Linked DNA regions of Mus musculus: all the other regions are linked to region 1. A link is a contact called in ENCODE Hi-C or POLR2A ChIA-PET data. All regions are on one chromosome and are shown on one strand. Each heading gives the region's core, a stretch centred on a gene start or an enhancer-like site at or near the end of the contact. The rest is flanking DNA. Distances are from core to core; before and after follow the strand shown.

Evidence for each region. Hi-C counts contacts between places; a loop is a spot of excess contacts on that map. ChIA-PET counts read pairs that join two places held with the same protein, here RNA polymerase II (POLR2A).
Region 2: a loop to region 1 is called in a map of heart, with 2.2 times the contacts of the local background. The contact joins the enhancer-like site here to the promoter of Cpeb2 in region 1. A Hi-C loop is called at or near these places in 1 of 37 maps with a recorded cell type or tissue (heart). POLR2A ChIA-PET finds 5 or more read pairs at or near these places in 1 of 5 experiments (Patski).
Region 3: a loop to region 1 is called in a map of heart, with 2.4 times the contacts of the local background. The contact joins the enhancer-like site here to the promoter of Cpeb2 in region 1. A Hi-C loop is called at or near these places in 3 of 37 maps with a recorded cell type or tissue (heart and left cerebral cortex). POLR2A ChIA-PET finds 5 or more read pairs at or near these places in 1 of 5 experiments (Patski).

Annotation. Positions count from the first base shown.
Region 1 is chr5:43,231,389-43,235,036 of GRCm38, forward strand. Cpeb2 (cytoplasmic polyadenylation element binding protein 2) reads left to right here and starts at 1,865. Exons shown (of 12, transcript NM_001368806.1): 1 at 1,865-3,648. The coding sequence starts at 2,075. Gm7854 (predicted gene 7854) reads right to left here. Exons shown (of 8, transcript NR_028417.2): 1 at 3,564-3,648.
Region 2 is chr5:43,046,680-43,050,327 of GRCm38, forward strand. No RefSeq gene overlaps it. Among named protein-coding and RNA genes, the nearest start is that of Gm43700, 10 kb to the left of the region's middle. Within about 2 kb of position 1,657, at least 1 of the 3 ENCODE cell types and tissues checked has a DNase peak (open chromatin) inside an H3K27ac peak, as active enhancers do; it is heart, where a contact is called at or near this core.
Region 3 is chr5:43,092,863-43,096,510 of GRCm38, forward strand. No RefSeq gene overlaps it. Among named protein-coding and RNA genes, the nearest start is that of Gm43700, 56 kb to the left of the region's middle. Within about 2 kb of position 1,754, at least 1 of the 3 ENCODE cell types and tissues checked has a DNase peak (open chromatin) inside an H3K27ac peak, as active enhancers do; it is heart, where a contact is called at or near this core.

The DNA of each region.
Region 1 (3,648 bases), core at 615-3,114:
TGTCCTGGGCATAGACTGAGCTAGGGGGTGCTTACTGAAACTTTTTTCCAATCAAATACACTCTTACTTAAGAAAAAAAAAACACAACTACATCTGTTCTTAAGACTTCGTTGGCCTTAGTTCCTTATTGTATGCTTTATCCCTGTAAAATATATTAATACTATCTAAATCTTTGAGCTAGAAATGGACATTTGGGGAAAGGTTGAGACAGACTGGCATGAAACTTCTGTTGACATCAGCAATTCTCCTGCCCCATCCCCCCAAATGCTTGGATCACAGGCATGGACCTCACTGACACTGATAACTTATTGATAACTTTTAATTCTAATGTATGCTGCCTTTTACATATTGTAATTTAAAGGAAGCACTTTTCCAGATCAATATCTACCTTGTTTGTTAAATATGCTATTGAGATTAACTTTTAAACAACATTCTGCTTATCATGCTAATTTCTGAAGTAAATGAATTTTATAAAATATGTTTTTGGGAAACTTAGCTTATTAATCACACATAGATCTTATAAAGTATTTTCTTTTTGAAGTGCTGTTCTCTTTTTACTGATTATTTGACTTGCATACTTTTGAAATAAGATGAGGAACCAAATTCAACTGACAGGGGCTTCAGAAAGACATCTACCTAACTTCCTTAAGAGACTAGTAAGTTACAACATCATTAGTCCAGTCTGAATCAACTTTCTGCAAACTGTTGAGATTTCAGTAGGTATTTCTGGAATCCATTCAGTAATTTCAGTTTTCTAAGCACCAGGAAAACTTAAAAATAAAAACTAAGAACATACAATTCTTTATTATGTCGTGTGGATCAGTTATCATTGGACTAAACAGTCAAGTGTGGTTTTCTCTGTGTAAAATGTTCCTGTGGGGAGGAATTACACTGGATTAAGTCCCCATCCAGCGCTCCTCTGTCTACATGGAAAGCCTTTCCCCTTCCACTTTACAAGCCTCAACAAGTCCGCTGCTGAGTCACAATCTCCTTTCCCCCCTGATGTGAGAAATCTTTCTCCCTTGAAAATTAATAAAGCTTCGGAAATGTTCCGATGAGAGTCTCCCGGGGGAAGGAAGCCAGAAAGAACTTGTAGAGGAGGAGTCCGGCACCCCTGGGTTGTGGTGACAGCGCACCCAGGGCTTGCAGCAGCGGGGCCAGGAGGAGCTGGTCTCAGAACCTACTCAGAGCTCTCCTGCGCGAGTAACCACGCAGAGCCCTGTCGGCTCCCAGACTTTGTTCCCCTTGCTGAAGTGGAAATGTTTGCTGCAAAAGGCGCCGGTGTTTCGCGTTTTACTCTTAAAAAACAAACAAAAAAAAATGCCTTCCAGCGGTGGCAAGGGTGGGTGACAGCACGCGCGGCTCGCACCCGACCACAGAGCATGGGACCTTCTAGAGTCCTGCAAGCTTAGCGCCCTAGTCCTGCTAGCAGGTCTGGGACAGCGGCACTTCACGTGACCCCAGGGGCTGGGACAGGGCGGGGCCTGAGGAGGGGGCGCGTGCGACAGGGGACAGGAGGGGCGGTTGCCCAGGAACCGTCCGCAACGCCCGCGCGTGCTCGCCTCCGTGCGCACGCGCACGGTGCTCGAGACCCATTAGCCGTCTCCCCAACTTCCACCGGCTTTTTTTTCACCCCCTTGGGCTCCATTCAAGGTCCTGGACTGAGGGACGCGCCGCGCGCGCCCGCTGCCTCGCAGGGTCCACAACGCACGCTAATGAGGGGCGGGGCGGGGCGAGGCCGGCGGCGGCGGCGGCGGCGCGCTCGCGCGTGCCAGGGCGCGCGACAAGGGGCGGCGCGATTGTGAGGTGGCTGCTGACGCACGTTCCGGGGTTCTTAAGCGGCGAGGGCGGCGGCGGCCGAGGCAGCGGCGGTGGTGCCGGAGCCGGTTCCGGGAGGCGGCGGTGGCCTCCGTGAGGGGCGGCGGGGCCCCAAGTCGGTGCCCCGGCTCAGTCACAGTGTCCCTTTCCCATTGACCCCATCCTTCCACCACGGCCGCGCCGCCACGGCTCCCGGGGCTTTCTAGGCGGGGCAGGGGACGGGGTGCGTCTCCTGCCGCGGCCGCCGGCCTGATAAATGCGGGACTTCGGGTTCGGGGTGCTGCACACTGCCCTGCTGCGCAGCGGCAGCCCACGATCCTCGCCCGGCGGCAGCGCCTACCGGCCCTTCGCCGCCGGGCCGCCCGCCACGCCCTTCGGCCCGCTGTCGCCGCCGCCGTTGCCTGTCACCGGCTTCTCCGAGGCCGCCTCCCCCTTCGCCATCCCCTCGGGCGGCGGCGCGGCCAGCTCAGCCGCAGCTTCCTCTTCCTCCCCGCTCGTGGCGCATCCCCAGGCCGTGCAGGATGAGCTACTGCTCGGGCTGACACAGCAGCCGACGAGGCCGCTCTCGGGGGCGGCGGCCGCAGAGCAGCTCCCCAGCCACCACCCCGGCGGCGGCACGAACGCGGGTGTGACCCACCTCCTCCCCTCCCAGGACTTCAAACCGAGTCTGCACCACCCCTCCTCCTCCTCCGCCTCCTCCTGCTGCTGCTGCCGCACCTCCTCCCCGCAGGACTTCAGTAAGCGGCAGCAGCAGCAGCTGAGCAGCCAGAAGAGGAAAGAGTTGAGCCCGCCACACCGTCCCCACCCTCCGGACGCGAAGCCGCCGCCGCCGCCGCCGCCGCTCCACTGCCCCGGCCGCTTCAGCCCAACACCGCCAACGCCGCCACCACCGCCCGGGCCGCTCCTGCAGTCGGCGCCGCTCGCCCAGCGCTCTCAGCCGTTCAGCCTCCCGCACACGCAGCACCTCCCGCCGCAGGACTTCGCCCAGCGGCAGCGCCCGGTCGACCTGCCCCAGCTCCCGCAGCTCCCGCCCTCGCCGCCCGCAGCTCCGCGGCGCCGCCACGGAGGCGCGGGAAGCCCTCGCCAGACCCCGGCCGCGGGCGAGGGCAGCGCCGCCGAGCCCCCCAATGCGGGCTTGCCCCCCTCGACGCCGCCGGTGAACCCCGCGCCGGGCTCCATGGAGTCGCCCAACCACCCTCTGCTCAACAGCCCCAGCACCCTCCTGCCCGGCGCGGCGCTCGGCACCAGCGCCTTCAGCAGCCTGCAGAGCCCGGACCTGCCGCACCCCGGCGGCGGCGGGGGCGGGGGACCCCCCGGAGGGGGAGGCGGCTCCGCGTCTCCCCCACCGCTGCCCGGCTTCGGCACCCCCTGGTCGGTGCAGACCGCGTCGCCGCCGCCGCCCCAGCCTCCGCCGGCGACCCAGCAGCAGCCACCCCAGCAGCCGCAGCCGCCCCAGCAGCCGCCGCAACCACAGCCCCCGGGCTCCTCGGCTGCCACCCCGGGCAGCGGCGGCGGCGCGGGCGGCTCTCTGAGCGCCATGCCGCCGCCCAGCCCGGACTCGGAGAACGGCTTCTACCCCGGGCTGCCATCGTCCATGAACCCGGCCTTCTTCCCGAGCTTCTCGCCGGTGTCGCCGCACGGCTGCGCGGGGCTCAGCGTGCCGGCCGGCGGTGGCGGCGGCGGCGGCGGCTTCGGCGGCCCGTTCTCTGCTCCCACGGTGCCCGCGCCGCCCGCCATGAATTTACCTCAACAGCAGCCGCCGGCGGCGGCGCCGCAGCAGCCGCAGAGCCGGAGGTCACCCGTCAGCCCGCAGCTGCAGCAGCAGCACCA
Region 2 (3,648 bases), core at 407-2,906, 180 kb before region 1:
ATGGGAAGATGGGTCCTGCAGACCAGGTATAATCTTTCTCTAAGTGTACACTTTCCATTTGGTTAAATATAAAAATGTCAGTGTGCACTGCATTCGGACTAGCTGTGTGTCTAAGAGACAATGTCTCATTAAAGTCATGCTACAGTTTTTACACGAGAAGGCAGCTCATTTCTAAGGCTATAACAAAGCCATGACACAGTCCCACAAGGCAGCTTGTGGTCCTTATGCTGAGTCATTGATTTAGGAGAAACGTTGGTGTTTGGTGCATCCTTGTCCCAGAAATATCCATCACTTTGTCTTCATAAAACCTCTGTAAGACAAGCCATTCTTCCTTTGCATGGGTGATTAATGCAGGGAACCTGACAAGCCTTTCTAATGTATGCAATTAGCAATAAACATGGTCAAGAGTCAAATTCAGAGATCTGAAGAGCACTCTTCCAGAGGCAGAGGAGGTTCGATTCCCAACACTCACATGACAGCTGGCAGCCCTCTGTAACTTTAGTCCCAGGGAATCTGACACCCTCTTCTGGCTTTTAAGAGAAAAATACTATCCCACATAAAGTCAAATTAAATAAATTTCAAAAAAAATTAAGATTAAAACTCAGAAAATTCACTGAACATGGTGACTGGCACAAGCTTTAATCTCAGCACTTGAGAGGCAGAGGCAGGCAGATCTCTGAGTTTGCGGTCACCCAGGTCTACAGAGTGAGTTCCAGGTCATCCAGGGCTACAAAGAGAAACCTTTTCTCAAAATCAATCAAACAAAAACAACAGCAGCAGCAAACAGCAAACTCTGTCAGTTTGCTGACAAAGGCAGGCCTTCCTAACTCAGACTGACCGCTTTCTAACCTAAATTTCAAACCAGGTCTCCAGACTCCAGACTGTGTTTAATCTTCTCTCAGAGAGGATGCTAGCCAGGAAGAGCAGCCTAGTACCTTCCATGATCCCAGTGAGGATGAAAATTTGCAACTCAGAGTATGGAGAAAGATGAGGAAGGGATCAGAGGATCCAGGAATAGCCTTCCAAAAACACTGGGCAAATGGCAAAGGGCAAAGGGCCTGCATCCTGTGTGATAGCCATATGAAGGAATGCCCCAGTATGGTCCCATCCTGGCACAGAAGCATGCATGATTAGAACTATGGCTTCTAGAAGATTAGAACCATGCCTTCTGCATTTCACTATTTTGCTTACCAAGCTCAGTAACTGTCTACAGAGTCAATGAATAAAGAGCTTTGCTACTCCAGGTCTTTTTTTTTTTTTAAGGGTATTAGGAAAGTGAAAGGAGGGTGAGAAAACAAAACCCATGGGAGCTTGAGTGTGTCCAAAGTGCATTCAGGAGATTAATGAAATAGAAAAAAAGTGTGAAAGAGCTAAGACATAAATCTTGACTGGCAGAGAAAATACAAAGAGCAGAGCGGTCTGCAATATTTGAAGGGGGAACATAAGAACGGGAAGAATCATTTCTTGCCAGTTTTTAACATGGTTGGTGCAGAGACACGAGATCTGGATAGGCAATCTGGGACGGGGACTTTGGAGTTCCTAGACTCCAGACTCGGCTTTCAGTGATCTGGAATTAACTCCCTGCCTCTTCCACACTAACTCCACAAGTGCAAAGAGCCCTGATCATCCTAGGCAGGCTATCTGGCCAGTGAAGCTCACTATCTTGTAAGGAAGAGAGAGTCAAAAATAGCCAGGCAGCACAGTGGTGCATTTCACAATGGGAGGTGCAGCAGGACTTCGGTGGTTGACATGGCTTAGGAAACAGGAAGTCTCCCCTGGACAGGGGATGGTCAACTGAAATAGGAGAATGAGGAAATACCTGCCATTTCAGACAAGGAGAGCAGGCTCCAGGAAGAGGGAAAACTATGAGAGAGCGGAAGGCAGTCAGAACATGAGCGGGTATCCAGAAAACTAGGAGGGGATTGGTATATAAGAGCATCTGACAATTCAGAGACACTCAGTCCAGAGCCAGCAAGAACTGTCACATATTGGTAGGCCATCTTCAGAGCAGCGGGGAGCTTCCAGCACTTCAGCAGGATCAGACTTGTCTAATACTATGTCTCAGAGAGTAGATTTAGTAGTAAAAAAAAAAAAAAAAAAAAAAGGAAGCCATCATAGCCTCTGAAAAGAATGCATAAAGCTGTCCTAGGGGACTGGCACATGAGCTGAGTGTGTCCCAGCTCTGCCACAGCCTCACCACGCTGCTGCTCAATGACTCATGGTTTATTCTTAGTGTGTCTGTGTAGAAATGACAAGACGTTCCTGCCAAGCAAAATGCTAACTGGACAATGTGTTGTCAGAGAAGCACTTGGGACCACATTCAGGAAATTTCTTAGACAATCACAAGCAACTCTGTCTTATTTTTCTTTTTCCAAAGTTCTCCAGAGAGGATGACTTTGGGCCTTTCTGATCAATCTGAATGAATGGCATAGTCAAGGACTCATGGTATCTGCAAATGAAGTTTTTCTTTTAATACCAAACCAAGCATTATAAAGGTTCTACCAGCCAACCAAATTTTCTGTTTTCCATCTCTCCTTGAACATAAACTACTCCATGTCTCTTATTGACCATAGCCTTCCCCTTCATTCTCTAGCACCACCAAGTACAGCCAATGCATTTCCTTGGCTACATGGTACTAGCATTCATCCATGAGGCACCCTGACCCAACTAAGCCTGACTATAGATGGAACTCTCTTGCATGACCCTCTCATGTCCCAGCCAACCTAGGACTTCATGGCCTAGAAAAGTTGTGCAATTTGGTGTTGGCCTTCAGTGGGCCAGGGATGGGCACCAGATGAACACTGCGTGCCTGCTCTCTGGACAGACACTCACCCAAGTTCTCTACCCAATGTTCTATAGCCTGTGGCTTGATCTGTTGACATCATTTGCCAAGTAAGTGCATGGCCACAAGTCTAACTGGTAAGTCAAGCCACCATGATCAAAGCTTACATAACCCTGGCGAGGATCCCTGCTCTGTGTCCTATTTCCTCATCTGTTGTGTGGTGTTAATAATGGTATCTGCTTTGTGAGTTGTTTGTAGGGGTCAAATGAAACAGTTTGAGAAGCAGTTAATGAATATTTACTACCGCTACTGTGGTAATGATGGTGATAGGGATAGGGGCTACAAAGTTGGAAGGATTCTTTTACTACTTTGCAATAAAACTTAATGAGTGGTAAAGTGAGCCCAGACTTTGCCATGTTTCTCTAATGTATCTACTTGTGACCTCTACTTTCTAAAGCTGGGGTAGTAAAGGCAAATCTCTACAAGACTGTGGTTTGTGGCAAGTCTTTTCTACCCTGTGGGGAGCCTGGGATAGTAGAGCAGAAAGAGTGAATCTGGTCTCCCCTCTTGATGTTAAGGTAAGGACACCCTGGGGAAGCAGTTCCCAGCATGAGGTCGTAGAGCTAAGGCTGGAAGAGTTAGGTCTACACTGCAGGAGTCTTGATAATTGGTTCTGTCTGTACTGTGTAATGAGGCTACAATAAAGGGACACACACACACACATGCAAAAAAAAAAAATCAGCCTTTTCTGAGGATTGGAGCTTTCAATTCATGATGCCACATCACTTTTAGAGAACTAGAGGGAGTGGTGACATTATCCTTACTTTACAAGTGTGAATATATCATTTCCTGATGCAAAGAATGAG
Region 3 (3,648 bases), core at 504-3,003, 140 kb before region 1:
GTTCTTTTAATTCTGTGTACTCTTTTAATTCCAGTATGTGATAGGTAGAATACTGTGAGTTCAAAGATAGCCTTTCCTAAATAGTAAGTTCAGGGCTAGTCAGGGGTACATAGTGAGACCCTGTCTCAAAAGAACAAAAACAAAAATACATCTCTGACTAGAACACTGTGGTGTTCTTTGAAGTCATAAATGATAAGCAACTTACATTTCCAACTGGGAAGAGACAGGTCAGGCACGTGGGGCATCTCAAGAACACCTTAGTTATTATTAACTGGAAGATGGTTGGGGCAGCAAACAGGCATGGCTGCAAGTAGGTATTTGAATTCTGGAATTTGATAATAGGATTGCCTAACCTTGTGAGGAAAAAAAAAATGAAATATCCATTGTTATTAGGGGAAATTTTAGGATAGTCTTTTAAAATAAACTGGTAAAAAGACAGGTTGGTTCTTCTTTATAAACTGGTGAATTAACTATGGGAGAAAGTTTTAAAAGTTATAAAAATATTCCCATGTAAATAAAATAATATTCAGTATTTTTGGTGAAGGGGAGATTATGGTACAAGTTAGCAACTCAGACCAATTTTGATGAAATAAAAAGATCATATCTAGAATGTTCTAGAAGAATATTTAACAAGTTGTAACTTGGTATTTCTGAGATTATGAGTGGTTCATGTTTTCTTTTAGCTTCTGTAGGGGAGGGAGAAAAAAAGAAATCAGCAGACAATCCAAGACATTATGAGGGTCTAGGATTCACGGGGTGGTTTCTGTTTATAATTTCAACTCAGTACAGTTGAAATAGCCAGTAAAGTCCCCATGGAGACCTGTGTCTGCTGTCTGAAGAGGGTTACCCATGACCAGCAAGACTGCACTTGTCCCAGCCTTCAGTGTTCTCCTTGCTTTCACAGGGACAGATCTCCTGATGCAAGCTTCGCACACAGCCTACCTCACTGATTGCCATCTCTGATAAAAAAATAAGCCAGTTGTTTCTCTGACCCACAAGATCTTCTCCCATCTGTGATGAGTGATTTGTTTGGTTCATTGGTTTTGTACTGCTGATGTGTTTGAACTCAGACCAATCCAAGTGGAGGAAAGGTGAAGCTTCCAGACACCCCCTACCTTGTGTTTGATATGTTTCTGGTGGTACTGATGCAGTATGTGGACGTGATACCTAAGGTGGTACACAGGAGCTAAGTCTTGGGATCTGCTTCTGTCAGATATAGCCAGGCTGGCAGACCGGACGATGTTAACTGGCTGGGAGTCAGGGGGGTCAGCAGGGCCAGGGCCTGAGTGCCATTGTGTCTGACTCCCCAAAATTAAGCTAACTCTCTACAGCTCTCCCCCACCCTTGTTCCTACAAGGTGCTGTAGCCAACTAATTATCAAACTGAACCACAGAGTTCTGGAACGGCACCTATGAAATCAAATTGATCATCTGCCAAATGACTCCCTTACTAAATTGCTAGTGCTCAGGTCTGACCTTCAAGGAGAAAAAAGCCAGTAGCACACGTTCATATCTCGAGCTACAAAATGCACAGTGAGTGAGGAAGTGGGAGGGGTGGGAGAGGGAGCAGGCCTTTCTCCCTTGCTGGTCTTCCAACCAGGAATAGCTTCCCCGCCTTCCCCTCCCCCAGCCCTACAGTTGTTCCCATTACCACTTCCACCCTGGCTAATTATAGGCCCTGATTACCTAACATCAAGTCCTACTGTCACCTGCTTTGGCCTGACAGATTATGCCATCTGGGCCACGTGGCCGGGGTGCAGGAAGCGTGAGAGGTCACAGAGAGGGGTAAACAGCACTAAATGGGAAGAAATGTGTTTACAGCCCCGACAGCTGACTGGGCTATTAGAGGGGCTTTGGCTGCAGTGTTCCCAGCTGAAGTCTCTCTCCAGGGGCCTTACCACCCAATGCTATTAGCTAATGGGATGTGGCTGTGGGTTTCTGCTCAGATTCCAGGGTTAGCCTTGCAGTGGGACTGCAACCTCTCCTAAAAAGGAAAAGAACAAGGACCCAGCAGAAAGCCAGGGCTTGCAGTTTCACCCCCAACAGAAGAAGCCGGGGGAGTCAATGCCCAGTTATCTGCAAATGCATGGATTAGGTCCATTGGCAGCCTCCTCTGCTCACTGCCTATTGTTTTTTAATATATACACGAAGCTCATTTAGGAAACTAAGTCGATTCTAGGTGGTGACTCCAATTTATTAACAACTTTTGTGTTCTTTACAGCAGCGCACATCTGATGTTCATGTGCCCGAGTGTGACCTGGAAATCTTATTAAAATGCATGGTTTTCATGATCTGTCCATTGGTGAAAGTGGTGTGTTGAAGTCTCCCACTATTATTGTGTGAGGCGCAATGTGTGCTTTGAGCTTTACTAAAGTTTCTTTAGTGAATGTGGCTGCTCTTGTATTTGGAGCATAGATATTCAGAATTGAGAGTTCCTCTTGGAGGATTTTACCTTTGATGAGAATGAAGTGTCCCTCCTTGTCTTTTTTGATGACTTTGGGTTGGAAGTCAATCTTATCAGATATTAGGATGGCTACTCCTGCCTGTTTCTTCATACCATTTGCTTGGAAAATTGTTTTCCAGCCTTTCATTCTGAGGTAGTGTCTATCTTTTTCTCTGAGATGAGTTTCCTGTAAGCAGCAAAATGTTGGGTCTTGTTTGTGTAGCCAGTTTGTTAGTCTATGTCTTTTTATTGGCGAGTTGAGACCATTGATGTTAAGAGATATTAAGGAAAAGTAATTGTTGCTTCCTGTTATTTTAGTTGTTAAAGGTAGCATTCTGTTCTTGTGGCTGTCTTCTTTTAGGTTTGTTGAGGGATTACCTTCTTGTTTTTTCTAGGGCGTTGTTCCCGTTCTTGTATTGGTTTTTTTCTGTTATTATCCTTTGAAGGGCTGGATTCGTGGAGAGATAATGCGTGAATTTGGTTTTGTCGTGGAATACTTTGGTTTCTCCCTCTATGATAATTGAGAGTTTGGCTGGGTATAGTAGCCTGGGCTGCAGTTTGTGTTCTCTTAATGTCTGTATAACATCTGTCCAGGCTCTTCTGGCTTTCATAGTCTCTGGTGAAAAATCTGGTGTAATTCTGATAGGCTTGCCTTTATATGTTACTTGACCTTTTTCCCTTACTGCTTTTAGTATTCTATCTTTATTTAGTGCATTTGATGTTCTGATTATTATGTGTCGGGAGGAATTTCTTTTCTGGTCCAGTCTATTTGGAGTTCTGTAGGCTTCTTGTATGTTCATATGCATCTCATTCTTTAGATTTGGGAAGTTTTCTTCAATAATTTTGTTGAAGATGTTTGCTGGACCTTTGAGTTGAAAATCTTCATTCTCATCCACTCCTATTATCCGTACGTTTGGTCTTCTTATTGTGTCCTGGATTTCCTGGATATTTTGAGTTAGGATCTTTTTGCATTTTCCATTTTCTTTGATTGTTGTGCCGATGTTCTCTATGGAATCTTCTGCACCTGAGATTCTCTCTTCCATCTCTTGTATTCTGTTGCTGATGCTCAAATCTATGGTTCCAGATTTCTTTCCTAGGGTTTCTATCTCTAGTGTTGCCTCGCTTTGAGTTTTCTTTATTGTGTCTACTTCCCTTTTTAGGTCTAGTATGGTTTTGTTCATTTCCATCACCTGTTTGTATGTTTTT